2 separate regions of the Mus musculus genome follow, and region 1 is linked to region 2. The links are chromatin loops, found by intact Hi-C in ENCODE. Cell type or tissue: heart. All regions are shown on one strand. Links, peaks and the distances in the headings refer to the core of each region. The heading gives the core; the rest is flanking DNA. Region 1 overlaps Gtf2i (general transcription factor II I). Region 2 holds the start of Gtf2ird2 (GTF2I repeat domain containing 2).

Region 1 (14,936 bases), core at 668-8,667, 49 kb after region 2:
GCCGCGGTCAGCAGGCCTCTCTTGCAGAGCCTCACCCTGAGCTGACTAGACGGATTTCCTGGGAGGAGTGAGCCTGGGTCCTGGGCTGGACTGATGGTGGTGACTACGGTGGACTGACTATGCAGACAGAGAAGGAAGCAGATGGACAGAGAACATTGTGTATCTCCCTAGTGTGGCAGAGGCAGGCAGATGTGAGTTCCAGGCCAGCCAGAGATATAGTGAAACAGTTTTAAAGGGGGCAGGGCTGCGCCTGGTGATGGTGGTGGCACATGCCTTTAATCCCAGCACTCTGGAGGCTGAGGCAAGCCGGCTCTCTGAGTTAGAGACTAACCTGGTCTACAGGGTGAGTTCCAGGACAGCCTGGGCTACACAGAGAAACCCTGTTTAGAAAAATAAAGTGGCAGGGGCTAGAGAGATGGCTCAGTGGTTAAGAGCACTATCTGCTCTTCCAGAGGTCCTGAGTTCAATTCCCAGCCACCACGTGGTGGCTCACAACCATCTGTAATGGGGATCTGATGCCCTCTTCTGAAGACAGTGACAGTGTACACACATACATGAAATAAATAAATAAATCTTAAAAAAAAAGAAAAGAACTTTAAAGCAGCAGAGGTGGGGTGGGAGGTAAGGCAGTGCCTCTGCCCTCTCCTGTTCCCCAGTGGGTGGCTCAGAAGCTACCAGGTCACCAGGGTCACAGGTCTCAAGACTTCTTCTGTCTACAACCTGACTGGCACAATGCTGTGCCTCCTTATAATGACTCTGGCGAGGACCCAGAGAAAGTGGGTGGGGCCAGGTTATGGTGCAAGTCTGAAGATTCTAAAAGTACAGAGCCTTCTACTTCCGAGCCACGTCTTTAGCCCGTCTCTGGTGTTCCACCCCCGCAAAGTGCTCTACCACCCAGCTACATCACTAACCTTTCTTGTCGTTCTAAGATAAGCTATTCAGGCTACCCTGGAATTCTCAATCTTGCTCTCTCAGTCTCCAGTTGGATGGGGGGGGGGGGTAGGGTGGGGCTATTGATACACCCAGCCCTGAGGGTAAGTTCTACTACAGTAAGGAGCTGAGAACAGTAGTAGACCTGGTAGCCCTGGCTCGCACTCAGGCTGGCTCTCCAATGCTGGCCATTGAAGTCTGGGCCACACTCAGTCCCTAACGGCATGGTCTGGAAAGTCCAGTGAAACTACCAGGCTTGCTGTGCACCTGGCCCGGCAGGCGACAGGCTGTGGAAAGTTCCAAGGGTGACTTGCATCAGGCCCCTTGCACTTCCTTCTCGTCTTGTGGGTGCTTTCGTAATTGCAGACAGTGGGCCTGTCCGGTGGCCTGAGGTCACACACAGCCACCTTCTCACTGCCCTCCTGAGACCTCCCCCTTCTTCCCCTCCCCTCCCCAATGAGAAACAGAGGCAATCTGTGGCTATCTTTTGTTAAGTGTTTCACCTTCCAATGACCTCTATAAACAGGGCCAATTTCCCTTTTATTCTCTTTCTTTCCTGTCAGGGCAAACGATTTATTTTTAGTGCCTGTGAACTATTTATTTTACCTTTTGGTCTTTAGGGATGGTCTCCTGTAGCCCAGGCTGTCCTCCAACTTGAACTCCAGATCCTTCTACCTCTTCTTCCTTCCTGAGTGCTGGCATTAACAAGTGTGTGTGTGCCCCCTTTCGGGCTTTTACACTTTGGAAACTATACTTATTTCTCTGGCGGGGGGTGAGGGTGGGGTGTGAGGGTGGGGTGGAAGTTGTCCTGTGTACCAGGATCAGAGGACAACTTGCAGCAGCAGTCCATTTTTTCCTTTCACCGTCGGGGAACTGGAGTCAGGCAACCGCTGAGCCATCTCCCAGTTCCCCTTTTTTTTTAAGTGTTTTGAGGATGAAGAGTGTTGTTGACAAGCATGTGCTAGGGCATGTACCAGGTCCTCGGTTCAAAACTCCTGAGACAGCTCAGTGTTTGGGCCATGCTCTTCTTGAAGTTCTTACCCACAGTAAATTCCAGGACATTAGAGACCCTTTTTTGACTTCACACGCATGCGAGCATACACACACACACACACACACACACACACACACACACACACACACACAGCGGTGGGGAATAAAAGGGCTAACAAACTTCCTGCCTCCCCCAAAATACAGAGCACAAACAAGCAGAGGAAGCCGTGGGTAAAAGATGTTTTGGGGAGACAGAATTTTTTAACCTTATTGGGTCCACCACTACTCACTTTGTATTATAATGCCATGGCTGTTTAGTGTATAAGCATCTGTCTTCCAGTGTGTTCTTACACTGCGTGCACACCTGGTGCCTTCAGAGGCCAGAGAGGGCACTGAGTCTCCTGGGACTGGAGCCGCCTTCCCTTGCCTCCCAAGTGTTGGGATTAAAGGCTCTGCCACCACTGCACGGCCACATTGTTTATTAATAAAGATTTTTACTTATGTGTGTGTATGCCACCAGTGTGCTTGCACCCATGGAGGCCAAAAAGGGACAACAGATTCCTTGGACCTGGAGCCACAGGCAGGTGCTGGGAACTGAGTCATCTTCCCAGCCTCTCAGGCCCATACCCTTTAATCACTGGCCTTGGAGTGATGTGAATGAATGACTGAACAAATGAATGAATGGGGGGGGGGGCACAATCTCAGGAAGCCAGCCAGCATAAGCCCTAAAAGAGATTTTCCCACTAGGCCAGGACAGGCAGAGGTGGCAGGCCCTCCTGCTCTGGCTGTAGGACTGGGACCTGTCTCCTACTCTGCCCAGCCACTTGGCTTTCCCCCAGACCAGAGGCCAGGCTGGCCATGTCCTTAGCCAGGAAACCCCCAAGTCTAGACCGGGAAGACATCATGAAAAGTAGCTTGCTGCCGGAGATGAGGACAGTGAAGTGGCCTCAGGGACCTTCCTTCTATCAGAAGGAACTTGGGGCTTCCTCAGATCAAAACAAACCTGCCTTCATCTTTAGCTCTTGGCACATTTAATGTAAACCCCTCCTCTTGCTGCTGCTTCTTTTCTGCTCCCCCCCCTCCCCCCTTCCTCCTCCTTCACAGGCTGTCTTATGTAGCCCTGGCTGTCCTGGATCTTGTTCTGTTCTGTAGACCAGGCTGGCCTCCAGCTCACAGAGAGCCGCCTGCCTCTGTCTCCTTCCCCTTATTCCTCCCCTTCTCTGAGTGATCAGCAACCTTCTGGTTTCCCAGGTCCCCCCAACCCCTGGGGAAGATGGACAGGGTTTCCCAGTTGCGATGGAAATGCCCCTCTCTACCTTCTGACTACCTGGAGACTCTTTCTCAGCAACACGGGATGGGATGGGTTCGGCTGGGGTTGGGATGTGAGGCCTCAGAACACCCAGTAGCTGGAGAAAGTCCACCTCAGGCCACTCGTCTGATCCAACATTGGGGACTCCCTTCTCAGGGCCCCTCCAGGCACTGTAAATAGACCCTGGCTGTAGGCACTGTGCCTTGCAAGCCTGACTCCCAGGATCACCTGGGAGCTCAGACCCCACTCTAACATGCCCCTTAGCGATCTTACTCAAAGCTCTGAGCCGGTTTCCTCATCTGTAAAACGGCTTTTGCCCACTTTATGGGCTGCTGTGCATTGGAAATAAGGTGGAGGTTGAAGCTCGAACCACAGGACAGCTGACTGGAATTGGGCAAGTGGTGGAAAGGGTTAATACTCAACGGGAATCGGGTTGTTAACAGATCTAAGGATAGACTGTGTGTGTGTGTGTGTGTGTGTGTGTGTGTGTGTGAGTCTGGATTCCATTCCCAGGCTGGCTTAAAGCCAAGATCGCTTGGTTTGTGGGCAGATCCAGGGCTTTGTGCATACTAGACAGGCACCCTCCCCTGTAAAAGTGTTGGGACCCTGCTTTCCTGTCACCCCATGAGCTCCTGTGACAAGATCTGCTCTCTCCCTGCTAGTCACGTACTCTAGGATGGTAACATTTGAAAGGCCTGGTTTGTGATGCCGGAGCCCAGGGCTCTGTTTATGCTCTGCAAGCATTCTGACAACTGAGTTGTATCCCCACCCAACAGATCTTCTCTCTTTCCACACTGACTGGGGAAAGGGGAGCAAGGCACACAAGCCACAGTGTGGAGGTCAGAGGACAACGTGTGGGAGTCCGTTCTCGCCACCGCGTGGGTCCTAGGCACAGAACTCAGCCCTGAGTCTTAAACTAATGACGTGGGGTAGGTGTGCTGGCCTGGCCCCCATCCCCAGCAGGAAATGAGACTGGTGAGGTGAAGACGTGGGTAGAAAGGGCTGGAGAGATGGCTCCATGGGTAAGAGTACTGGCTGCTCTTCCAAAGGACCTGGGTTCAATTCCCAGCACCTACATGGCAGCTCAGCTCACAACCATTTAAAGTTCCAGTTCTACCTTGGTGGAGCTTGATGGAACTGGCTTTGGTGGGCACCTGGCACATACATGCAGACGTCTACATAGGCATAACTCTCATACACATTAAAAAACAAACCGGAAGCAATGGCTGAGGCTGCAGAGTGTAAGTTCTATTAGGCTGGCTGAGGCTTCCTCCACCAACCTAAGCCTGCTCGCCTGCTCCTCAAGTCTCTCCATCTCCTGTGGTCACTCTTCCAGACAGAACAGTAGACAGCTGCTCACAGCTTATCGGCCGTCAACGCTAACTCCAGGGGCATGCTTACCCCAGAGGACAAAAGAAGTCAGTATTCTCATTGGAGGCCAGGAGACTGCAGATGGCCGGGGACGGCAGCTGAGACCCCAAGGGCTGGTGGTCTACACAACATGACTGGGGAGGGTGTGGATCAGGACCTGGGTCATACCACAGTGTACACACAAACCCAGGAGACTGTTGTCCTACACACACACCCCAGGACAGAAGCTGCTATTGAAGGATCAAGGTTCCATCATCCTGCGGTTGGTTCTGAGTGTGGGCCATTGACCTTTGTCCCTGCTCTCAGAGGGCTGGCATTACAGGCCTCCTCTACCACTCTACTCAGCTCAAGCATCTCTCCCATCACTGGTTTTCTGAGAGTCTCCTGCAACCCAGACTAGCCTTGGATTCACCATGTAGCCAAAGATGACCTTGAACTCCTGATTTTCGTGTCACTGTCTCCTAACAGGCATGAGCTGGCTTTCAACTTGACCTTTTGAGCATATACCGGTTGAATTATTTTTGTTGTTTCGCAGGCAACAGCTGGGCCTTAGTTTCCTGCCTACACTCTCTTGAGTACTGGGACCACAGGCCTACTAACCAATGCTTGGCTCTATCTGCTAGCCTCTATGAAGCTCTGTCACCTGGAGAGATTAGCCACAATATTTAGGTGCAGTTTCAGTTGGCTGGCACTACATAGTAAATCTCCTGGCTGGAGACACTGAAGCTTCTACAAGTGGGTCCCTGCCCCTCTCTCACTAGGAGCTGCCTGGACACGGCCAAGTTGAAGGTAATAAATACAAGGCTTTTTGTTCCCTCTATGACAGGAAACACCTTACCAATCGGTATTGTGTCAGCCAAGCTTTCTGCACCAGGCCTTCCTCAAAACCAAACCACAAGAAACAAGTGTGGGCGGGGCAGGTGAGGGCCACCTACAAGGTGTCAGAGCACTTGGGTAGATGACAGGGTAACTGCATAGAACTCAGGTTTCCGTGCATCTAGACGAGCAGCCTAGTGACTGAGTCACATCCCAGCTATGGACGCTTTACTGGTGGCCATGACCCTTTCCACTCAGCTGTCACCTACCAGCCTACCTAGTACAGGCGGCTGTCATGTCACCCACCTGTACACAGCCATGTCTGACCCAGGGCAGTTCTATCCCGTGCCATGGTGTGGGGATGTCTCCAAAGGTTCACAGGATGAGAGTTTGACCTTGGCCTTGGCATCACTGGAAGATGCCAGAAGTTGGATGCTGACAGGGCGTGCCCCTTGTTTCTCCCTCTGCTTCCTGGCTGCCCCATGAGCAGCGGGTGAGCTGCCCCTTCTCCTCTGTGCCCTGTCACTGAGTACTGCCTGACGGATCTCAGCCGAGGAGGCTTCTGCCCGATGACTGACTCTCCTGTGCATCATGTTACCAGGGGATCCCTGGCCGCAGCCTGGGCGGGCATCATCTTCCACATCCTCCAGCAGGGACTCAGGGACTCCCCTGTGCTGTGGCTGTGTCCTCAGAGTTCTCCTCTGTCTCCAACGCACGTAAGATGTAGGCCGGTGGGGGCTGGGCACAGCTCCAGCTCCACAAACCAGTGACTTCTTGAGAAACACCAGGAATACGGGTGTCCCATCTGTGAGGGACTGAGGTGAACATCCTACCAGCCCACACCCGTCCCGCCTCCCCAGGCGCTCACGAAGACAGCAGGAAAAGAATGAGTTTGCATGTGAAAGGCATGGATGGATTTTATTTATTACCCTATATCTACAATTTGAGGTAAAATATAAGGAACACATAAAATGCCTATCTCTGCTACCGTGTGATATAATTTCCCATTGTGAACATTGTGGTGACTACCGAGAACCGTGCCCTCACGTGCCTAACTGCTGAGAGCTGTTACCTTATCATCGTCTGTGAGCCCCCACATAGGGCGGGACACCAATGTCCTCACTCCCCACCCTGGCGCAGAGGCCAGACAGGTGGTTAGAGACTAACCAACCAGGCAGACACACAGCCCAGCCTGACTCGACCCAGACCCAGAGCTGCGGCCCAGAGCCCCTGAGGCCACTGTGGGTCCCAGTTGGGGAGGGGCAAATCCTCCACCTGCTCAAGCATGCAGACCTGACCTCTGACCTTTAGGACACACCCAGAAATCTACTTGCTGTAAAGTAACCGGAGCGAGGCTCTGAGGCTAGCCTCTCCAGCTGCACTGCACGGATGCACTGGCTGCTCACTGGCGGTCAGGCGAGCTGGCCGGCTTTGCTCTGAATGGCAGTGAGGACAAAGGAATCGTGATGGAGCTTGGGAAGAGGCTTAGTCACACACACAGACAGCAGCCCTCCCCTGGCAGGAGGGGCAGCCGAGTGCAAGACCACGGAACTGGTCTTCAATAGAAAAACTAAAGCACTGACTAGCACAGGGACTTCCTTTGCTGCGGAAGCCAAGATGCCCTGTAGGAATATCTCACTGACGGGAACACGCACCACAGCCCAAGGCTCTGCCCGATGCATAAGAAACCCTACGAGTCGTCCCTGCCATTCCCGCCTCTTTCAGCACTGCTGCAAGACCCTTCTAGTGCGTTCCCAAGCCACCAGGCACGCGCATCTCATCACGCTGTGTAGCTCAATTCACAGAACTGCTGAGAAAGTAGACATTTCTATCTAAAAGTAGAAAAGAAGGTTTGTATAGAAGGTATTTCTGTTATACAAGTATATTACAGAGCTGGCAGGAACGGGTCCCAAAGCTCTTCTCCACCACGCACGCTGGACACTGGACGAACTGCAGAGAGAACAAACACGCAGGCAGTGGGTGAGTCAGATGGCAGGGGCATGACAACCTCCTGTCACACACCCTGTTCCATCTGACAGACATGCAGGCCCAAGTGCACTTGTGAAAGACGGCAAGGCCTAAGCCTGTGATCTGACACGGTCAGGCACATCACCAAGGCTGCCAGGCAAAGCCCATCACAGCAGACTGCAGTCTCCTCACTTGCGGGTCACTGCAGCCCACCTCTTGGTGGCAAGTCAGCAACTGATGGGGCTGGGCTTGTGACCGGCCTAAAGAGGTCAGCCAGAGAGGAGGCAACCTTGGCATACAGACTCAAAACAAACATGTCCCTTTAAGGAATACTACCTCTGTATTACCCTACCCCACCCCAAGACAGACAGGGTCTCACCACGGAGCCTGGCTGGCCTGGAACTTACAAGAGACCCACCTATCTCTGCCACCTCACTCATCTTGGCTACATCTTTGAGTGAGAAAAACCTTTGGGCCTTATGTCCCCTGAGGGTGGCCTCATCTCACAGCCAGAGCAGAAGGGATGTGTCTGCACATCAGCTTATAAGTGGGCATGGATGAAGGGCAGCTAGAGCGAGGCTCTTACCCTGGAGAGCCACGGTCTACCACGTGGGGTCTGGCTCCTGCTTGATCTGTGAACTCCCATCTGTCTCTTTAATTTCTACAGAAGAAACAAAGGGGTAACAATGAGCTGTACCACTGGTGCAAACCTGCTTGCCAGTAAGACTAGCCATATGAACCTGCTAAGATCTGCACGAAGCCGTTCCATGTGGCTTCTGCATAAAGTGCTCTTGTTACGGGATCTGGGCCTTACAAATGCCTGCCAAGTGTTCTTCTATTGAGCCATGTCCAGCTCATGCCTGATTCCCAAGTAACAGATTCCATATTGTTTTGGGTGTATTTACCATCATGCCTTGTCTAAGCTATAGGGATCTAGAGTTTAGTCAGAGCCACACGGGGAGAACAGAGAGGAAGTCTGCCTTCTTCACTGGACAGTGTTCATGGTAGAAATCTTATCAATTTAGGGCTGGAGAGGTGGCTCAGCAGTAAGAGCACTGGCTGCTCTTCCATAGGACCAATATGAGTTCAATTCTCAGCACCCACATAGAGGTTCACAACCATCTGTAACTCTTATTTCTGGGGGTCTGATGCCCTCTTCTGGCTTGGGTACTATATACACATATAAGTAGGCAAAACACTCATACATATTAAAAAAAAAAATTCCAATCAACTCACTAAGAACAAAGACACAGAGCATCACCGTGAGCACAGTCACACTGTCCCAAGGTGTCGGTCACTAAGTCTGTTCGCTGGCAACAGCGCAGCTCTTACCTTCTGTTACTGGGACTTCCAACTGGCTTGCCTCGGCTGATTCTAAAGAGAAACATATCAAGTGTCATTGAATGGCTTTCAAAAGTTATTATTTAAAGAGCCTTGAAGCAGAGGAGGAGGAAGAGGAAGGAGAACACCCAATGATAGTAACAGCCTGCCAACTTCTTTTTTATTGTAATTATTTGGTTATTTTGTCTGCATGTGTGTCTGTACTGTGCACATGTCTGGAGCCTTAGGAGGCCCTGGAGACGGAGTTAAACGACAGTTTAACTTAACTAAAAGGCTGCTACGTGGGTGCTGGGACTCGAATCAGGGTCCTCTGGAAGATCAGGACCAATGAGCCATCTTTCTAGTGCAAGCCCGTCAGCTGCTGCCCTCCACATACGCATGTGCACACCCCGCATAAGCACACACTTACAGGCAGACTTCTCCCTGGTCATGAGCACCAAGATATCATGAATAACCTGGGATCGTGGGTTTACAAGGTCTGTGGCTTACAACTGCCACTCGGGACCCACGGCTCAAGTCTCTGCAAAGCTAAGTGTATGCAGTGACTATAAGCAGGTACAGCAGGAGCCACGGGCTTGGGGCAACCATGTAAGTAGTATGTACCCCACGCTCTCCTCTCACCTTGTATCACAGGGCCTTCAGACTCGTTCTGATCAACCAGCTCTGCAATGAAAGGCACAGTTTAGACGGCTTACTAACACACGTGACATCCAACCATGCGGACGACAGACAGGCTTAGCAGGTAAAGGTGCCTGCCTGCCTGCGAACCTGACAGACAGTTCAGTCACTGGGCCCCATACGACGGAAGGAGAGAACCGAGGAGACAAGCTGTCTTGTAACCACTGACCATGAAATGATCCGAGGACCCCAGGACCCCGCATGCTAAGAAAGGGTAAAGACGAACACCAAAGGAAGGGACAGCAGTGGTCCTGGCTAGATGCCACCAGAACCATGGCTTTCAGTGGTCAGCACACACGGGAACCAGAGTCCTGCACAAGGACAAGAATAAAACTCAGCAACAGAGACAGGAACCTACAAGCAGGGGCTTGGACATAATATTCTTCAGAAATGAAAACTATACACAGAACAGGAGTGCTGGCCATGGTGGCACATCTTTAATGTGGGACTTAGGAGGCAGAGGCAGGGGAATGTCTTTGAGTTCTAGGCCACCCACAGTGATCTCTATGGTCACCCACAGTGACCTGAATTTTCAAAAAGACAGATGAACTGAAATTTGCAAGGAAAATTCAACAAAAGAATTAATTACAGAGTGTGTGAAGTCTGTGTGAGCACGCGTGCCACGGTGTGCACCTGAAGGCCAGGGGACAACTCTGGACTCGGTTCTCACCTTCCATCATTACGTGAGCCCCGGGACAGAAGTCAGCTTGCTGGGTGTCCATCACCAGCCCTCTCTCCCTCCCTTTCTTTTTGGGGATAGGGTCGCTTGTGGCCCAGGCTGGCCTTAGACTGTCTACAGCAGACAGTGCTGATCAGCCTGATCCTCCTGCTTCCGCCTCCCAAGCACTGGAACTGCTCGTTTCCCTCCCTGTGCCTGGCACTTTGATGCTGTTTAGGGGCCTACAGTCCCCTGAGCTCTAGTGTATGGAGTCAGGGTAACAGAGCTGCAATGGCAGCAGCTTTCCAAGTCCGGCCTATAGTGAGCCCTTTAAAACGGTCTCAGCCCACCCGAGTCACCATTTCCTCACTAAGAGACAAGCAATGCTAATTTCACAAGCAGGCAGGGTGCTGAGAACGGGTGACATAATGGGTGACAAATGGTGTTATCCTGCAGGCCCCACCACACCCAACACCCACAGACACACTCACATGCACTCCCAGATCCCCAGAAACCAAACAAACAAAAGAAAGCTGTACTCACGGTTATTAATCACAAGTCCTGGAAATGGTCTAAAGAGAAAAACAAATTGTATAATGTAAGGCTTTTGTTTTACATGAACATTTGCCTAACTTGCTAATCTATGCCACGTATGGCCTATCCTGTGGAGGAGACATACAAGATGTCCATGAAATGACTGTAACACTGTGTAACAATGACTCCTGTTCTGTTATTAATGCATATCATACACAATGTATGTATCAGTTATTTGTAATTAGTCACATGTAGTATGTGCTATGTATAGTACACATGCCAATGTAATGTTACCTATGTTTTTGGGGTGTGGGGGTTTCTCTGTGTAGTTCTGGATATCCTGGAACTCCCTGAGATCCACCTGTCTCTGCCTGCTCTCTGCCCACACGCTTCAGTTCAGACTCCACACAACAGCACTCTGGGATATGACCTAGCCGTGAGGCCTCCAGCCTTGTCCTACTGACTAAGCGATAGCGTCTCACCTAATGACAGTGAACTTGATAAACTCCGCAGAGTCTAAGATCCTCCTCATGGAGCTGATCTCCAGGTAACTGGGGGCTTTGAAGGACACCCCGGGGGGCATGCCATCGACCACCACGCAGCCAGGGTTGATGGTGATCTTCCTGTAGGGGACCTTCACCGGGAAGCCCATCCCAATAGCTTCACCTGCAGCGAGACAAACAGCACAGGGCCAGTGTGACCCTTCATCTTCAAAACAAGCGGAGACACAGAGCCGAGCAGCGACTGGCCCTGTTTCCTTAGTATCCTCTATTCTTACAAACTTACCAAACTTCCGACTGAAGAGGTCGTTGACCTGCTCCCGCAGCTGCCTGGCCTTTTCAACTTTGGACAGTCGTTCATTATCGTCATCTAAAAGACGGGAGAAAAGCAGGGAGCACACTTAACATCTAACTCACATGTCTTCTGGGAAGAATTTCTAAGCCAGGTGTGGTGTACTTGCTGTGGCCCAGCTAAAAACGATTTTACTTTTGTAAGATTTCTTTATGCATATGGGTGTTTTGCCTGGATATGTCTGTGCACCATGTGTGTGCCCAATGTAGCAGTAGAATGTGCCAGCTCCGTTGTACTTATAAGTGCACTTATAAGTGGCTGTGAACCTCCGTGTGGGGGCTGGGACTCAAACCTGAGTCCTCTGGAAGAACAAGTGCTCCCGACTATTGAACCATCTCCCCAGCCTTGTTAAAGGACAGAGAGCAGTAGCAAGCGGCCCTGAGCTCACAGGGAGTTGTGCAGCCAAACTGACAAAGGGGGGCTCAGGTGAGACTGACAACAGTCCACAATATGAGTTGCCCGCAAAGCATCAGACCAGCCCAGAAGCAGGTTTTGGGGTTTGAAAGACTCCTCGACGCAGGCAGAAAGTATACCTGGAATTGTCACCTGGATGATGTTCAGGTCTTCCACACCTGATGCAGTAGTATTAACGTTGGGTGATGAGTTTATCTTTCCTGAAAGGAAAACTGAAGATTAGGGTTTAGACAACATGTATATAAGTCAAAGTTTTCTCTAATAACCCAAAGCTGCTAGTCGCTGTCAGCCATGAGCTGGCTGCAGCTGGGCCCATGGGGCCCGTACTCGTACTCGCCCACTGCTTTTACTAAAGATGTAAGCCACTAAAGATGGCAGACTTTCTGATGGGCCCATCGTCCCGCCCTGTGTGTCTTCATGTGGAGCAGAACCCTGTGCACAGCTTAGCTGCTTCAGAACTAACCCCGCCCCAAAGCCAAACTCCCGCGGGTGTGGCTTTCCAAGGACACTCACTTGGAGGGCTTTTGGAAGAGGTGCTCTCTTTGATGGCCGTCTCGAACATCTCAGGTCTACAAGGAAGAAGAAAAAGGCACGGGCTGGTTAACCCAGAGCGAGGTACCCAGGGACGGACGATGCAGCAGAGTGGCTGCAGCTCTGCAAACCACGTGCAACCCTCAGAAGGAACCTCGGTGCGTGAGCAGTGTGTCCAGGAGGACTAATCACACTGACGCCCACTGCCATTGGACCCTTATTGGCCATGCCAGTGTCACTCCACCTCATGCCAAGGTGACAGCATGTCCTGAGAATCAGTAGGAGACGCAAGTGCAGAAACAGGAAACACACATGCCCGCCCACAGCCTGGGTTATGCACGAAGAGCAAGTGTGCAAGCAACGCCCACCACCTCTCCACAAACAGTAAGTAAACAAAGGAAGAGCGCCTGTGGTGTGTGTAGCCGTGTGCTAGTGCACACGCCTGTGATGCACAGAGGCCAGAAGAGGGTCCTTTCTTTCAGAGTGGATCTTTCCTAGAACCTTCAGCTCACATCCCCACCCCTGGGCAGCAGGCCCCAATGAACCTTCCGTCTTGGTGCAAGCCCAGCACTAAGGTGATAGGCTCACGACTACTCTCAGCTTATGTGGGAGCTGACTTCAGGATTCAGGTCCTCACAGTTGTCCTGCAAGCACTCTTGACCACTGGGATGTCTATCCCTATAGTCACGTAGCCCCTAGAAGAGCCGTTTCAGCTCAGACTGTGGTAAGCCTGCCGCCCCAGCCCATGCATGGCCACTCTAGCTCAGGCTCTCACTTTTTAATGATGAACTTTATCTTGGCCTTGTTCCGGAGTATCTTCTCCAGCCTGGGAATGCCAAATGTGGACGGCCTTCGGAAGGGCACCCCCTCGGGCAAGCCTTCCACATAGAAGTCTTCTGGGAAGGACTCGAACAACGCAAACGGGACTTTCACAGCCTGCTTAAGGCCAAGCGCTTCCCCTGTAACACACGGCACATCTTAGAAAAGGCATTTGCCAACATTCTGCAGCAGCTACAAGACCATACTGACTGGAAAAGTCCTATTTGTTTTAATTTGGGAAATGCTCTGGGAACTCTTGATCCTCAGTGAAATGGGCCGGGATGGCAGGCCGCAGCCCACACTTCCCCATGGAGAGGTCACACTCACACCACTTCTATCAGGGAACTACTTCACAGTTCAGGTTTCACAACAAACCTACCGCACTTTTCATTGAAGAGGTTCTCCACTTTCTGCTTCAGGTCTGTGATCTTAGCATTCCAGGCCTCTGTGTGAAGAACAAGAGCCAGTCAGCAAGGCTTTCCCAGGGCGAGGGCTGGGATTCATCGCCTACCATTTGATTTAAGTTGTTTGTTTAGGTTTTTCAAAATAGGGTTTCTCTGTGTAGCTCTGGCTGTCCTGGAACTCACTCTGTAGACCAGGCTGTCCTAGAAATCAGAGATCTGCCTGCCTCTGCCTCCTGAGTGATGAGATTAAAGGAGTGCGCCAATGTCCCTGGTTTCATCTTATCTTTTTCTTTCGAAGCTTTACAAAGCTCAGGACAGACAAGCACTTTTACTGTAAGGCGGGCGCTGTGGGTCAGGGCGTCTTATGTGCGTACACAGTGAAAGCTGAGCAATCCCTTCTCCTCCCTTCCCCTCGACCCTCCTGTGCACTGTGTATTCAGATGCTGACCTCTGTACCCAGCTCTGGCTGTAGTCGGAGGTTGGCATTATCATTATTGAAGCATTTGCTAACTCAGTATTTTATATGACGCTGCTCTCCACCACCTTCTGATTGGTCAGTAAAGAGATGATCAGCCTCTAGCTTGGCAGGAGAGAATAATAAGGGACTTCCCAGCCTACTGAGGGGTCCCAGGTGGAGAGGACACAAAAAAGGGAGGAGCCAGAGCTGAGGCTACAACGGAAAGTAAGGCCCTGTGGCTGGGCGGGCAAGCAGACTCAGGCTAGACTAGACCAGAGCCCATCCAGCTCAGTGCCCGGAAGGCTAGAAGAAATCTACGGGGCGTCCCTGTCATTGACTCAGAGCTAAGCCGGATGATGAAAAGCCCTAAACTTTCACACTTTCTCTCTCTCTCTCTCTCTCTCTCTCTCTCTCTCTCTCTCTCTCTCTCTCTCTCTTTCTCTCTCTCTCTCTTTCTCTCTCTCTCTCCCCCCCTCTCTCTCCCTTGCCCATCAGCCCTGTGGCCTATAACCAGCTTTTACTCCTTCATGTCATGTACGTTACTCTAAACACACAGGTTTTTAATAAGGCTGCTTTGCCTGCCCCTCCAATACCCATATAGTTAAGCTAAACTGTTAGACTGGATACACTGGCTACAAAGAAGTGACCCATGCTGAAATGAAGAACAAAGGACCTCTCCTGGCCTGGTTAGAGTGTCTGCCACATGCCAGGTCTGGCTCTGGGTACACTCGAGTGACTCAACTCACAATCCTCAGGCGCTCTGGCACATGGCCCATAGGAAGAGCCTCACCCACAGCACTGGGTAAGGTGAGGGTATCACAGGGCCTCACTGCATGTTTAACCTGAACACACTGACTCAAC
Region 2 (14,936 bases), core at 3,773-11,772:
GTGTCTTACGATATGGACCAAAGCCGGACAGTGGTGGCACAGGTCTTTAATCCCAGCACCGAGGAGGCAGAGGCAGGTGGATCTCTGTAAGTTTGAGGCCAGCCTGGTCTACAGAGTGAGTTCCAGGACTGTGTGCAGCCAGGGCTACACAGAGAAACCCTATCCCATCCCCACTCCCCAAAAAAGATCTGGACTATGGAGGGCAAAATGAAAGAGGATGAAGACGGTTTACGGATGCCAAAGTATCTTTCCTGACTAAACAGTCTGGCAAGGAGCTGGTGTGTGAGTGGAACGATGTCATTAGGTGTTGTCTTAGGGTTTTACTGCTGTGAACAGACACCATGACCAAGGCAAGTCTTATAAAAACAACATTTAATTGGGGCTGGCTTACAGGTTCAGAGGTTCAGTCCATTATCATCAAGGTGGGAGCATGGCAGTATCCAGGCAGGCATGGTGAAGGAGGAACTGTACACCATGCCCGGTGTGTACACCTTTACTCTCACCACTCCAAAGCCAGAGAAAGGCAGATCTCTGAGTTTGAAGCCAGTCTGGTCTACATACCTAGTTCCAGGCCAGTCTGGCTGACATAGTGAAACCCTAGTTCGAAAGATAAAAGTAGCCAAAAAGCTGGGTGTGGTGGCTCACGCCTTTAATCCCAGCACTTGGGAGGCAGAGGCAGGCGGATTTCTGAGTTCTAGGCCAGCCTCGTCTACAAATGACAGCCAGAGCTATACAGAGAAACCCTGTCTCGAAAAACCAAAAAAAAAAAAAGAGTGCTTGCTGCACTTGCATAGGACTCAAATTTGGATCCCAGGTCCCATATCAGGTGACTCACAACCACCTAACAACTCCAGCTTCAGGGATTCTGACATAGACGTCTTGTCTCCAGGGTCCCTTGAACACATGTGGCATTCACTCATACAGATATGCACACATGCATATAAATAAAAGTTTTAAAAAAAAAAAAAACCTTCGAAAATTGCAACCAAGAGGACATCTACAGTGTGAATCATGGCCACTAGGTGGCGATGCTTGCCCATCAATTTGGTTCTTGTTTTGTGACAAGGGACACAACAGTCGAATTCTCCGAATGAGATTTACAATTGTAGTCAGAAGCAGGGAGTGTGGCCCAGTGATAACATGATCACCTAGTATGTGCAAGTTCTTGAGTTCTAGCCAGAGCCCAACAGAAGTAAATGTTTGTGGTTTTTGAAACAGGGTCTAACGTAGCCCGGGCTAGTATTTAATTTGCTGTGTTGTTTGAACTCCTGAATCTCCTGCCTCTGCCTCCTGGGTGCCAGGATTACAGGCAAGCACTACCAAGTCCAGTCTCAATCTTAAAACATAATAAAATATGTTCCATTTATGTATTTGGGGGTGAATGCACATCACAGCGTTACGTGCAGAAGTTAGAAAGCATCTTTAGGGAGTCACTTCTCGCCCTCCACCATGGAGCTTCCAAGGATGGGCTCAAGAATTTCAGACTCAAAAGGCAAGTGCCTTCATCCTCTGGGCCATCTCACCACCCCACAGTTAAAAACTGTTAATAGACTTTTTTTTTCTTTTCTTTTTGAAACAAGACCTGACTGAATGGCCCTGGCTCACCTAGAACTCACTATGTAAAGCAGGCTGGTGTGGAACTCAGAGTTCACCTGTCTTTGCCTCTGAGGTGCTGGGATTGAGGGTGTGTGCCACCCCATGAGGCCAAGCGGATATCTCGTTACCCCAAAATAATTTATTGTCTACCACAAACATAATCTCAGTGTTTGAAATACTATTTAGAATCTATGAGGAAGATGAACATGAACTGAGCAAAAGCCTCTCTTCTCAGCACTTGGAAGGCAGAGGCAGGAGGATCCGTTCATGGTCATCCTTGGCTACATAGTGAGCTTGAGGCCAGCCTGGGCTACAATGAGACCTTGTCTGGAAATAAAACAGGGGAAGGAAAAAAATGAATTCATCCTACAACAAGGCTCCGGAAGCTGTGCCGTATGTTCTCATTTTTATTCAAGGGTGCCTGTTTTGTTCTCTTTTCTTTTCTCACCAAATTGACTTTGCTATGCGTAACATTTACTTCCATGAAAATTTAAAAGTCATCTTGTCAAGTAGCAGTAATAAAATTCCACTGGGTTTTACTATTGAGATTGCATTAAATTCCTGAGTTAATTGAGAGACGCTAACTACTATAGTAGTAGCACTTACAGTCGTAATGGCACTTCACCCTTGAGTTCTCCTGCTCATGAAGGCAGCATTCACCAGTGTCACCACGGGTGCGGGCCACCAGCCTGAGCGGATCCTGCACTCTGCTGGTTGCTAAACACGACCCACTTTTCTTAATTAGCCTCTCTTGCTGATGCTTATGTTTTATGATTGCAATGTGTAGCTTATTTATAACTTTTGAGACAGGGTCTCATTATGCAGCTCTGGCTGACGTGAAGATTGCTGTGTAAATCAGGCTGGCCTTGAACTCACAGAGATCTCCTGCCCCTGCCTCCCGAGTAGTGCTTTTTATTTTATTTTAGGACCTGTGTGCTTGTGTGTGCACATGTCCACATGGAGTCCAGATGGTACCACACACTTGTGTGTGTCCGTTTCCTTCCTCTCTCCCTCCCCTCTTTTCTTTTCCTGTTTGTTTTCAAGGTGGGAGTTTCTCAGTATAGCCCTGGCTATATCTTGGAACTTGCTGTGTAGACCAGGCTGGCTCCAACTCAAGAGATCCACCTGCCTCTGTCTCTCCAGTGCTGAGATTAAAGATGTGTGCCACCACTGCCTGGCTATTTCTTTTTAATAAGTTAGGATATATTTACTCAGATGTGGTAGCTTAAGTCTTTAACCCCAGCACTCAGGAGGCAGTTGGAGGCCAGCCTGGTAAGAAAGAAAGAAAGAAAGAAAGAGAGAGAGAGAGAGAGAGAGAGAGAGAGAGAGAGAGAAGAAAATAAGGAAGGAAGGAAAGGGAGAAAGAGAAAGAAAGAAAGAAAGAAAGAAAGGAAGGAAGGAAGGAAGGAAGGAAGGAAGGAAGGAAGGAAGAGGGGGGAGGGGCAGGGGGTGGTGGAGGGAGGAAAATTCAACCAGCTATTATGGTCGGGGTAGTGTCCTCCCCAGTCCATATATTGAAAACGTGAACCCCAGCTGATTACCCTATTTGGGGTGCTCTGGAAATTTCAGGACCTAGCTGGAGGAAGTGGCTCACTGATGATGTAGCTCTAAGTCTCTTCTTTTTTCTTGCCTTGCCTTTCCTTTCCCTCCTTTCTCCTCCCCCTCTCCCTCCCTCTTCCTTCCTCTGCTTCCTGTCAGGAAATGAAGCAGGCCCTCCAGCACCTGCTCCCATCCCATGGGATCCGAGTATTGTAGGCTGAAACCTGTGACCTTGAGATAGGGAGGAGGAGAAGACTAGGGAGAGGGTGCGCCATGTTGTCCTCCTGAGGCTGGTCATCTCGAGAGTGGAGATTTCAAAACAGACTCTGGCTACACAGATCTCCAGTTCAGAGGACTGGTCTAGACTGAAGACCTGTAAATCCTGTAAATGTTTTGGGGGCCTTTTTTTTTTTGTTTTGTTGTTATTGTTATGCTTTTTGAGACAGGGTTTCTCTGCATATCTTTGGCTATCGAGGAACTTATTCTGTAGACCATGCTGGCCTTGAACTCTGAGATCCCCCTGCCTTTGCCTCCAGAGTGCTGGGATTAATGGCCTGTACTACCACCCAACACGGAAATGTTATTTAATAATCCTAAAACTAAGTAAGTCAAGGACTGAGGGCAGACAGCAGAGCTTGGAGACAGAAAGTAGGAAACGTCATGGCAATCTGAGAGTGGGAAGAAAGGAGATTGAGTGGGAGCCAGAACAGCCACCAAGCACTGTGCCCTAAAAGGCCACATTGCAAGGGTGAGTGACCTGATTTTGACAAGTAGCCAGAGCAAGAGATTTTCAGGCTGGACGAACACCATAGGATCTAGCAATCAGTGACCCACTTGTGACCTGGGAGGAAAGGATTTATTGGAGCCAGCTCAAGAACACGAGCAAATACAAACTATGTCGGAAGCTACACAGCCTTTCCTGATATGAACAAAGTGTTCTCATTTTATTTTGGGACAGGATCTTATATGTAGTCATGGCTGGCCTCAAACTCAGAGAGATTTGCCTATTTCTTCCTTGTGAATGCTAGTATTAATGGCATGTACACCAAGCAACAAATCTTTAAAAGTATTTTTTAAATATTTTATTTTTTTTAAGCGGGTGTGGGTGCATACAGAGGCCAAAGGATTCCAATCCTTTGGAAATGCGAGTTACAGGCACGTGTGCTGTGCTTGACACAGACACTGGTCTTCTGAAAGCACACTTATCAGCTCTTAACAGCTGAGCCACTGCTCCAACCCCCTTTCCAGTATATTTTAAAGCAAACAAACAAATAAAACTGGAACCCTTGTAAAGTGGGGCTGGAGGGATGGCTCCGTGGTTAAGAACACTTGATCAGTTCCCGCATCCATACCGTCTGAAACTCCTGGTCCAGGGGATACTGTGACCTCTTCTGGCCTCCCCGTGGTGCATATAAACAGGGTGGCAAAATACTTACAACAGATGGTGCTTTACGAATAGCTCCCGAGACATGCAGCCACGCAAACACAAGAACATAGAACTGACACAGGCACAAAAATTAGTTTTAAAGGAAATGCAATGTCCTAAAAGGTAGGTGGTGTGATGGCGCACGCCTTTAATCCCAGCACTCGGGAAGCAGAGGCAGTGGACTCTGAGTCCGAGGCCAGCCTGGTCTACAACGCAGGCTAGCCAGGGCTACAAGAAAAACTCTGTCGCGGGGGGTGGGGGGAGTGGGTGCCTGAGTAACACGTGGGGTGACCTCTCCGCTTCCACGTGCACGCACAACCACATTTTAAAATATCTCTATCTATCCAGAACGGCCATGCACATCCAGGGAAGGCGCGAAGCCACGTGCACGCCACGCAGCCCGGCCGGCGGCCTCGCGGAAGCCGTCCTGCAGCGCACCGGAAGTGGCCGTCCCCACCGGGGGTGCTTCGGCCACGCGCGGGAAGCCGACCTTCCTTCCAGGAAGCAAACAAAGACAAAAAATAAAATAAAAAAGAGGGAGAAAAAATAATAAAAACGAAAAACAGGAAGGGAGCGGAGAGGAGGCGCCCGCGGCCCCCGAGCTGCGGTCGCCGGCGCAGAGCCGCTGCGCACGCGCAAGCCAGGCTCCAGACCCCCGGCGCGGCCCGCAAAGCAGGGCCCTCAGGTGCGTATCCCGCCGCCGCTTCCCTCACAACTTCCGCTTCCGGGAGTCCCCGCCGGGGCAGAGCGATCTCTCGGGGTGCGTGGCGGGACCTTCGGGCGCCCGGTGGTCAGCGCCGACCCCCATTTTCCCTACCGCGATCGGGCCGTGAAGAGTGGGGGGCGGGGCGGGGAAGACGTGGGGTTAGGCGACTTTCGCACGCCAGGCGCGCACCAAAATCTCGCTTTCGATTGGTTGTGACGGGGCGAGGAGGCGGGGAAAGCTGCGCCCGGTGCGTGCCGAGGTCACGCGCCACCTGACGTACCTGCGCTGTGTTTAGAAACCCTTGATTGGTTAGGGGAAGGGGCGGGGCCATCGCGGTTGCCTAGCAACGGCGCTCTGGCTCCACCTTCGGCGGCTGGCTTTGCTTGTTGGCTCCAGGATTATGGGGGCGTTTGGTGTTTGTGGCAGCCAGTGGTTTAGGTCGATGAAGAGAACGGAAGAAAGGGCCCAGCCTCCAAAATGTGGCTTGTGTCTGGTCTGGTTGAGAGTACAAGGTGGCCTATGGCCATAACAACTAGTACAACAATCAAAAAAAAAATTTTTTTTTCCAGACAGGGTTTCTCTGTGTAGCCCTGGCTGTCCTGGAACTCACTCTGTAGACCAGGCTGGCCTCAAACTCAGAAATCCGCCTGCCTCTGCCTCCCAAGTGTTGGGATTGAAGGTGTGCGCCACCATCGCCTGGCTCAAAAAAATTTTAATTTATTTTAAAACGTTTAAAATGTTTAGTAACTTTAAAATTTAAAGTAAATTTTTACAAATTAAAATTCACTATAGTAATGTATTTAACCTATTGCACCCAAAACATTATTCTAGAATGTACTTATTTCAGCACAGAGAACCAGAATGAGCCGGCAACGGTGGCCTTCAAATGGATCTGAGAGTTCAAGGACTGCCTATATATAGCAAGTTCCAGGCCTGCTGGGGCTACACAGTGGGACCTTGTCACTAAATAAATTATAGCCGCTTTATTGAGATACAGGAAAACTCATCCTTTAAAATACAATGCAAGTCAGAAAAAGAATTCCTTCCAAAGTAAAATAAAAACAAAATAACAGAACTCAAGCCTAGTGTGGTAACTCAAATGTGTCTGTCAGCCCAGCACTGGGGATACTGAGGCAGGAGGATTTCAGAGAGTTACAGGATAAAAGAAAGAAAGAAAATGGAAGGGAGGCGGCTGAAGAGATGGCAGTTAAGAGCTTGTACTGCAGGCCGGACATGGTGTCGTACAACAGGCAGATTCCTGTGAGTTCGAGGCCAGCCTGGTCTACAGAGCAAGTTCCAGCACAGCCAGGGCTACACGGAGAGACCCTGTTTCAAAAAACATTCAAAAAAAAAAAAAAAAAAAAGCGTTTACTGCTCTTACAGAGGACCGAGGTTCAATTCCCAGCACCCATGTGTAAATTCAGGACCACCACCACCTATAAATCCATTTCTAGGGCACCCACTATCCTTCCCAGCCTCCTCCATCCCCAGGCACGCACACGGTGCACACAACCATGCAGGGAAAACACTCCCTCCCACCCACACACACAAAGATTTTAATGGGGGGATGGAGGGGCCTGACAGAGTACCCCACCACTGCCCTCAGGTGGCCTGGCTGCTCCTCTGGGCAGCCAGGCTCTTCAGTGCTTGCTGCTGTAGGAGCCACTTGTTCTGAGAGACTTTTTAATAACAGTGGTGTTTGGAGGGTGCTTCGAGGTCTTACAGACCTGCTGGCTCTCGCTAGAACATTACAGCCCCGAAAGGACAGCTTGTGGATACATTTGAGTTGGCTTCACTGTGAGAGACATAACAAAGGCAATGATGCTGTCCAGACGTTGTAGTATAGATGCCGATAACTATTTGTCTAAAGAATCTGAAGTCTTCGTTTATACCCCAAGATGCTGGTGCATTGGTTGCTCCCAGGTGTTGTTGGTTTTTTTTTTTCTTTTTTTGTCTGTGCACTGTGATGTCACCTGTCACATAGGCAAGTTAGAGACACCCTGATTGTGGTCCACAGCCCAGATGTGCTGTAACCAAGAGTTCCAGATGTTTGAAATGTTGTGCTCAGTTCAGAGTAGCAGCTGCTTGAGCTCTGAGGAGCTCAATCAGCCAGTGGGGCAGCATGAAGCAAAAATCAATAGGTAAGAGCTGGAGAGATGGCTCAGCAGCTGAGAGCACTGACTGCTCTTCCCAGAGGTCCTGAGTTCAAATCCCAGCAACCACATGGTGGCTCACAGCCATCTGTAATGGGATCTGATGCCTTCTTCTGGTGTGTCTGAAGACAGAGACAGTGTATTCATATACATAAAATAAATAAATTCTTTTTAAAAGAATCAATACTTAAGTTCCAGGGAGCTGACTATACAAAGCTCTTTAGTATGTTCTGTCACTCTGCTTATTACAATCCTGTGTTCTCCTTTGAGCCTTGTAGCTGTTTTCAAACACGGGCACTGTTCACTGTAAGTTTTATACCTGTTAATTGTTTTCTACGAGAACCTAATTAAATAAGACCTCTTTGTTTATAAAACATAAATGGAGGTGCTGGGGAGTGGGCTCAGCACTTGAGAGTGCCTGCTGCCCTTGCAGAGGAACAAAGCATCCCTCTGAGAACCCATGTCAAGGAGCTCACAGCCCCTTGGAACTCCAGATCCAGGGGATGTGTGTGAAATTTTTTTTTTCTGGCCTATACAGGCACCTGGGCACGCACACACATATGCACATATAACTAAGTAATCTATTTAAAGTAGAAGACTAAATAAAGCGTGTTTTGTCTGTGGTGGATGACACCACTGTGTTGATTTCTGAGCGCTGGGTATGGGTTTTATTTTTGGATTCTTGTGGGTGTTTACTGAAGAATGGAATTGCTGGGTCAAGCTTTGTGGGTGCTGATTTATTGCTGTTTGTTTATACTTGGGGTTGAGCCCAGAACCCTGAGCTACAGCAGCAGGCTTATGTTTTGTATTTTATATAGACTTGTTTATTTATTTATTAGGTTTTTCAAGACAGGGTTTCTCTGTATAACAGGCCAGGCTGACCTGGGACTTGCACTGTAGACCAAGCTGGCCTCAAACTCACAGAGATCTAACTGCCTCTGCCTCCCAATGGCTTGAGAGTAAAGATGTGTGTGTCAGCCTCACCTGGCTATGATTTATTTATTTTTATTTTATGTGTGTGGGTGTTCTGCCTGCCTGTTTGTCTGTGCACCACATGCATGCAGTTCCAGCTGAGGCCAGAAGAGGGCACCAGATCCCCTGGAACCAGATACAGATGGTTGTGCGTTGCCTTGGGGATTCTGAGAACTGAAACTGGGTAAACTGAAACTCAGAAGAGCAGCAGATGCTCTTAACTACTGAGCCTTGGCTCCAGGCCCCAGCTTATTAATGTTATTTTGAGACAAGATCCCCTTAGGGTGTTCATCCTATCCTGTACTTAGCCTCTAGAATGGCTGGGAGTCCAAGGTTAGACCCCATGCATAAATTATTTATTTTCAAGACAGTCTTGGTATGTAGCCCAGGCTGGCCTTGCTGACCATCTCCCTTAGTGCTAAGATTATAGATGGTTGACTATCATGCCCAGATTTCTCTAAATAAATAAATACATACATACATATTGCCGAGGTACTACAGAGATTGCATGGTGGGGTAAACTTGATTGCTGCTAAGCCTAATGACCCAAATTTGATATGATCCCTGAGCCCCACTTGGTGTAAAGAGAGACCTGAGTCCCTCGATCTTGTTACACCTCTCCTGCCTACAGTGCTCAGATTACAACATTTATTGTCCTACATGGGCTTTTATGTGGTGGTGGGGTTGGGTTTCTTGTTGTTTTATGAGACAGGGCTTTTCTGTGTTGCTCCTGCTGTCCTGGAACTCACTCTGTAGACCAGGCTGGCCTGTCTCTGCCTCCTCCGGAGTATATGCACCACCCCCACCCCCTCATCACCCACCAGAGTTTTAGCTGGAGGCGAGATAGAAAAGGAGGGCTGAGCTGGGCGTGGTGGTGCATGCCTTTATTCCCAGCACTTGGGAGGCAGAGGCAGGGGAATTTCTGAGTTCGAGGCCAGCCTGGTCTACAGAGTGAGTTCCAGGACAGCCAGGGCTATACAGAGAAACCATGTCTTGAAAAAATTAAAAAAAAAAAAAAAGAAAGAAAGAAAGAAAGAAAGAAAGAAAGAAAGAAAGGAAGGAAGGAAGGAAGGAAGGAAGGAAGAAAAGGAGGGCTGAAGGGCTTTGTTGGAGCTCCAAGAATGTTATGTAGTGGTCATAAAGATGCTAGGCCAGATACAGAGGTGACAGCAAGTGGCCATTAAAAGACAATGAAGATAGCTCAAAGGAATTTGCCTTCTTGAAGAGAGGCCATAAAATAACTGTCTAGCTCCCAGCTCTACATGTGGCGGCACCTCAGCCAGCTGCAGTTCACAGGGATTCTTGGCCTCCCTCACAAACCCTGGGCCCTGCCACTACGGAAGGCATCCAGAGGCAGAGGGGAAGTGGGCTCACACACCGGATACCCTGCATCTTAGAGATTTACATTACAGTCCGTGACAGTAGCAAAATTAGTTATGAAGTAGCAGTGAAATAATGTCATGGTTGGGGAATCACCTCAAAATGAGTTGCTGTATTGAAGGGTCGCGGCATTAGGAAGGTCGAGGACACTGGGCTAAACTCAAGGATGGATATGTGTTCTAGTAAAACTTTGCTCTGTTTTATAGTGACTTGGTTTTGTTTTGGTTTTTTCGGGTTTTTTTTTTTTTTTTTTTTTTTTTGAGACAGAGTCTCATTGTAGCCCAGGCTAGACTTGAACTCTGTGATCGCCTATGACCTTGGCTTCTGACCCCCCTGCTTCCCCCTCCTGAGTGATGGAATTAAAAAAGTACACTACCTGTTTGTGTGTTTGTTTGTGTGTTTGTTTGTTTGTGTGTTTGTGTGTTTGTTTTCCTTGTTGAGGATAGAATCCAGACTCCAGACTCCAGTGCTCTAGCAGCTCTAGCAACTGAGCCCCAGCCCAGCCCTATAATCTGCAGTTAAAGAAAAGTTAATTACTACGTAAAACCTATGATCTAGTTGGATGTTGCTGGCCCTTTACGTGTGCGTACAAAAGGCCCTGGGAGATGATATTCTGTGGGGTAACTTATAGCCTGCTGTGCTTAGTTTCAATGCGTTTGGTGGTGCCTGTCTTCAGCAAGCTGAGGCAGGAGGATCATGAATTTGAGACTAATTTGGGCTACAGCATAATGAAGACCTTTTCTCAAAAGCAACACTAAAAGTAGTCTTGGGGCTGGAGAGGTGGCTCTGTGGTTAGAGCTGTTCTTGCAGAGGACCTGAGTTCTGTTCCCAGCATCCATGTCAGACAGTTCAGAACGACCTGTAACTCTTGCTTCCAGTCCGAGATCCTCCTCTGGCCTCTGGGGGCACCCCCTCACACGCACATTTTTGTGTATACACACACACACACACACACACACACACACACACACACACACACACACAGAGTTTCTTCTTCTTCTTCTTTTTTTTTTTTTTTTTTAAGAAAACTGGCAGCCAGATGTGGTGACATCTGCCCAGCACTCAGCACTTGACAGGTAGAGACAGGTGGAACAGGAATTAAACTTATGTAGCAAGTTCAAGGATAGTCTGAGCTACATAAGATCTTGTCTGGAGAGATGAGGAAAAAACTCTTCAAAAAGAGCTGGGCGTGGTGGCGCACGCCTTTAATCCCAGCACTCGGGAGGCAGAGGCAGGCGGATTTCTGAGTTCGAGGCCAGCCTGGTCTACAGAGTGAGTTCCAGGACAGCCAGGGCTATTGGCAGAGAAACCCTTGTCTCAAAAACAAAAGTAAAGGAAGGGGGCTGGAGAGATGGCTCAGTGGTTAAGAGCACTGACTGATCTTTTGAAGGTCCTGAGTTCAAATCCCAGCAACCACGTGGTGGCTCACAACCATCTGTGATGAGATCTGATACCCTCTTTGGGTGTGTCTGAAAAACAGCTACAGTGCACTTATGTATTATAGTAAATAAATAAATCGTTTAAAAAGAAACAAACGAATGAATGTAGGTTGGAAGGAAGGAAAGAAGATTTTCCTGCCTCTTGTGCTGTTCCATACAGTGTACAAATAGAGCATAATAAACGAGACACCATTGATTCTTTATTCCTGCTTGGCTTGATGCAGAATTGATGCCAACCAGTAATCCTGCCTGATCAGCCCCTCTGACGCTGTCTCTCTCTCTCTCTCAGACAAAGGCCAAAGTTTTCAGCCAAGCATGGTGGCATGCGTCTTGTTTTCTCAGCAGTTGGAAAACAGCAAGGAGGGTCAGGAATTCAGAGTCACTCTTGGCTACATAGTTCTGTGTCAGTGTGGTGGGCTGATAAGACCCTTTTGAAAAATAAAATAAAACAAAACATCCAGGTGTGGCAGCAGCGGACGGCGGCAGCGGCGACACATTCCTTTAATCCTAATACTCTGGATGCAGAATTGAGTAGATCTTTATGACTTTGGGGCCTCCTTGCTTCGTCTATAGATTGAGTTCCAGGTCAACCAGGAACTCATATTATGAGATCCTGTCTTTTAGAAAAAGATGTAACACTTTTCTCTGAAGAGCTTCCCGGTCTGCTGTGATGAGAGCAACCTGACCCACACATTGCTGTCTCCTCACACGTTGCTTCTCTGCTGTGGGAGCTGTAGGTGAGGTAGGGTCTGGGTACCACACAAGGACTACCTGATGCCTTCAGTGTCCTAAGGACGTCTTTCCTCCCAAAGATTCTGGCATCTCCATCCTGCACCAGCCTGGGCACCCAATGTAATCCATGGTGGACCCTCCATTCACACCCACAGAGCTGTCATCCTGTGATTGCAAAAACAACTGAGAGTTCCCACTGCTCACTCCATGTTTCTCCTCTACAGGAACAATGGCCCAAGTAGCAGTGACTACTCAGCCCACTGATGAGCCCTCAGACGGCAGGATGGTGGTGACGTTCCTCATGTCTGCCCTGGAGTCCATGGTGAGACGCTGTGGCTCTGCCGATTGTTACTGAACTGAACGATGGAGACACACTTCAGGGTCACTTCTTTGTACCCCCCTCGTGTCTGTATGAGGGTGTCCTTCAGTGCAGCATGGAGCTACACACCTGTAAACCCCAGCACCTTAGGAGGTAGATAAAGAGGGCCAGGAGTTCAAGGTCATTAGAGGCATAAGGGCACTTTTGATGTTTTTCCGTGTCATCACACAGTGGATGTGATATGCGTGCCATAGAGTGCACCGGGAGGTTAGAGGGCCATTTTGGGGAAGCTGGTGTGCTCTGGCCGTCACGTGGGTCTGGGGGAATCAAACTCAGGTCGTAAGGCTGTCCCCTACGTTATGTTATGTTATGTTATGTTATGTTATGTTATGTTATGTTATGTTATGTTATGTTATCTTGCCAACATAACATAGTGAGTTCTTGGCCAGTAAGGGACACGTGCGACCAAACTCTTCACCCCCTAAAAAGGAAGAAAGCTAGAAATATCTGTCCTAAAAACCACGGGAGGGGGATGGTTCACTGCTGCATTTAACAAGCACTGATGACTTCTCCCATCCCGACTCCTTCTGGACACTGGGGACCACACAAGGCCAGATCAGACCGCCTCACAGGTCTTCTATCCTGTGCCTATGTGTTTCTATAGGTAACTGTAGTGCCCATAAAGCAGGGCCAGTGAGAGGGCTCAGCAGGTAGAGGAGGGTTGACACTAACCCTGACTATCCGAGTTCAAGTCCCGGGACCCACAAGTAGAAGGAGAAAGCTAACACTTGGAAGTTGTTCTCTTCGCATGAGTACTGTATGCGTACATGTGTGCATACACATACACACACACCATCTAAGTATGGAGGATGTTTAAGGGAGAGTGGGTGACTAGTTTGGGGGTCGGAGATAAATTCTCTTAGTAGTTGTGTGGCTCCCCCTTTTTTGCCCTTTTTTTTTTTTTTTTTTTTTTTTTTTTTTTTGGTTTTTCGAGACAGGGTTTCTGTGTAGCCCTGGCTGTCCTGGAACTCACTCGGTAGACCAGGCTGGCCTCGAACTCAGAAATCTGCCTGCTTCTGCCTCCCAAGTGCTAGGATTAAAGATTAAAGGTGTGTGCCACCACTGCCGGGCCAGTTTTTTGGTTTTTTTTTTAAGACAGATTCTCAAGCAGCCCACGAGGACCTTGAACATGCTACGTAGCAGAGGCTTTGATCCCCCTGCCTCCACCTCCAGAGCACTGGGATCCCAGTTGTGAGCCATCTTTCTTGTCCTTGATTTTTTTTCTCCTTTCTCTCCAATAGGGCTCCTAAGCCGACCTAACGAACTCCAGGCCTGCATGTGTAGAACCCACTCTTGTCCTTTGGCATTTCTGTTTCAGTGTAAAGAGCTGGCCAAGTCCAAGGCCGAGGTGGCCTGCATCGCTGTGTATGAGACAGACGTGTACGTGGTGGGGACGGAGCGGGGCTGTGCCTTTGTCAACGCCAGACAGGATCTCCAGAAAGACTTTGCACAGCACTGTAGGTGGCCAGTGTTGTACCCTGTTGTTGTCCCTGGTGCTGTCTGTCTATCTGTCTGTCTGGTTGGTTGGTTTGTATACCTGGGATTGAATTTAGCACCTCACACATGCTAGGCAAATACTCCACCTCTGAACTGTATCCCCGTTTTTATTCTCATATTTCATTTTATAATTATTTTTTGAGACAAGAGTCTCACTATGTAGCCCTAGTGGGCCTGAGATTTGCTGTGTAGACCAGGTTGGCCTTGAACTCACAGGGATCTTCCTGCCCCTGCCTCCTGAGTGCTAGGCTTAAAGTTGTGCACTACCTTGCACAACCTAATTTATTGATTTTTTTTATTCTTCATTCTAATGTCATATTATTGCATTTATGGATTTTTAAAAAATATTTATTTTTATGTACATGAGGACACTGTAGCTATAAGACACACCAGAATCGGGCATTGGATCTCATTACAGATGGTCGTGAGCCACCATGTGGTTGCTGGGAATTGAACTCAGAACCTCTGGAAGAGCAGTCAGTGTTCTTAAGCACTGAGCCATCTCTCCAGCCCCCCAATATTTTTTAAAGGAAGATTTACTTTCATTTTTATTTGTGTGTGCATGTATGTGTGTGTGTGGGGGGGGGTTGTCTGTGCATGTGAGAGCCAATGCCCAGAGTCCAGAAGAAGAATCAGAAGAGCTGGACTTAGAGGCAATTCAGAACTGCATGATATGGGAGCTCAGAACTAAAACCCAGCCCTCTGGGAGAGCAGTTGATGCTATGTTGAAGTCTTGTTGTATTCGTTACTTTATGGTTACCTAATGTTAACGACTTAAGGGAGCAAGGGTGTTTTGGGTGCTTGGGAGATGACAGCACTTGGGAACATGGGGAGACCCAGGGCCACCTGTGGGTCTAGCTCCAGGGGGATCCAACACTTCTGGCCTTCGTCGGCACTCACTTCCTAGACTCCCGTGCACACACTGCACGTACACACAAACCCATGAATACACATAGTTAAAAATGATGCATCTTAAAAAGCAAGTTCTGCTTCCTGGTTTCACTGGGCCTGTATGTACATGAGCACATGGCTCACGGCCTGTGGAGAGGCAGGAGCATGTGGGAGGGGACAGTGCTCTGCCTGACTCAGACTAGAAGCAAGCAGGGACTCACCTTCA

Evidence for each region. Peaks named below come from ENCODE experiments on the same cell type or tissue, not always from the same donor. Only the 100,000 strongest peaks of a DNase experiment are listed, where the experiment ranks them.
Region 1: it touches region 2 in a loop (2.3-fold over the local background); 13 of 42 quality-filtered maps call a loop at or near these places.

Annotation. Positions count from the first base shown.
Region 1 is chr5:134,231,524-134,246,459 of GRCm38, forward strand. It overlaps Gtf2i (general transcription factor II I), which reads right to left. Exons shown (of 34, transcript NM_010365.4): 24 at 13,594-13,659; 25 at 13,171-13,354; 26 at 12,378-12,433; 27 at 11,984-12,064; 28 at 11,385-11,468; 29 at 11,081-11,264; 30 at 10,608-10,636; 31 at 9,350-9,391; 32 at 8,720-8,761; 33 at 7,974-8,048; 34 at 6,309-7,369. The coding sequence ends at 7,990. Among named protein-coding and RNA genes, the nearest start is that of Ncf1, 9.4 kb to the left of the region's middle. In heart, for the core only: no CTCF peak of the experiment used is centred there; DNase peaks (open chromatin) are centred at 678, 1,248, 4,036 and 5,551; H3K27ac peaks cover 2,736 bases.
Region 2 is chr5:134,179,013-134,193,948 of GRCm38, forward strand. Gtf2ird2 (GTF2I repeat domain containing 2) reads left to right here and starts at 5,026. Exons shown (of 16, transcript NM_053266.1): 1 at 5,026-5,246; 2 at 12,168-12,265; 3 at 13,641-13,779. The coding sequence starts at 12,173. It also overlaps a transcript of Rcc1l not described here. In heart, for the core only: a CTCF peak has its summit at 8,494 (motif pointing right); DNase peaks (open chromatin) are centred at 3,909, 4,505 and 5,509; H3K4me3 peaks cover 2,178 bases; H3K27ac peaks cover 2,441 bases.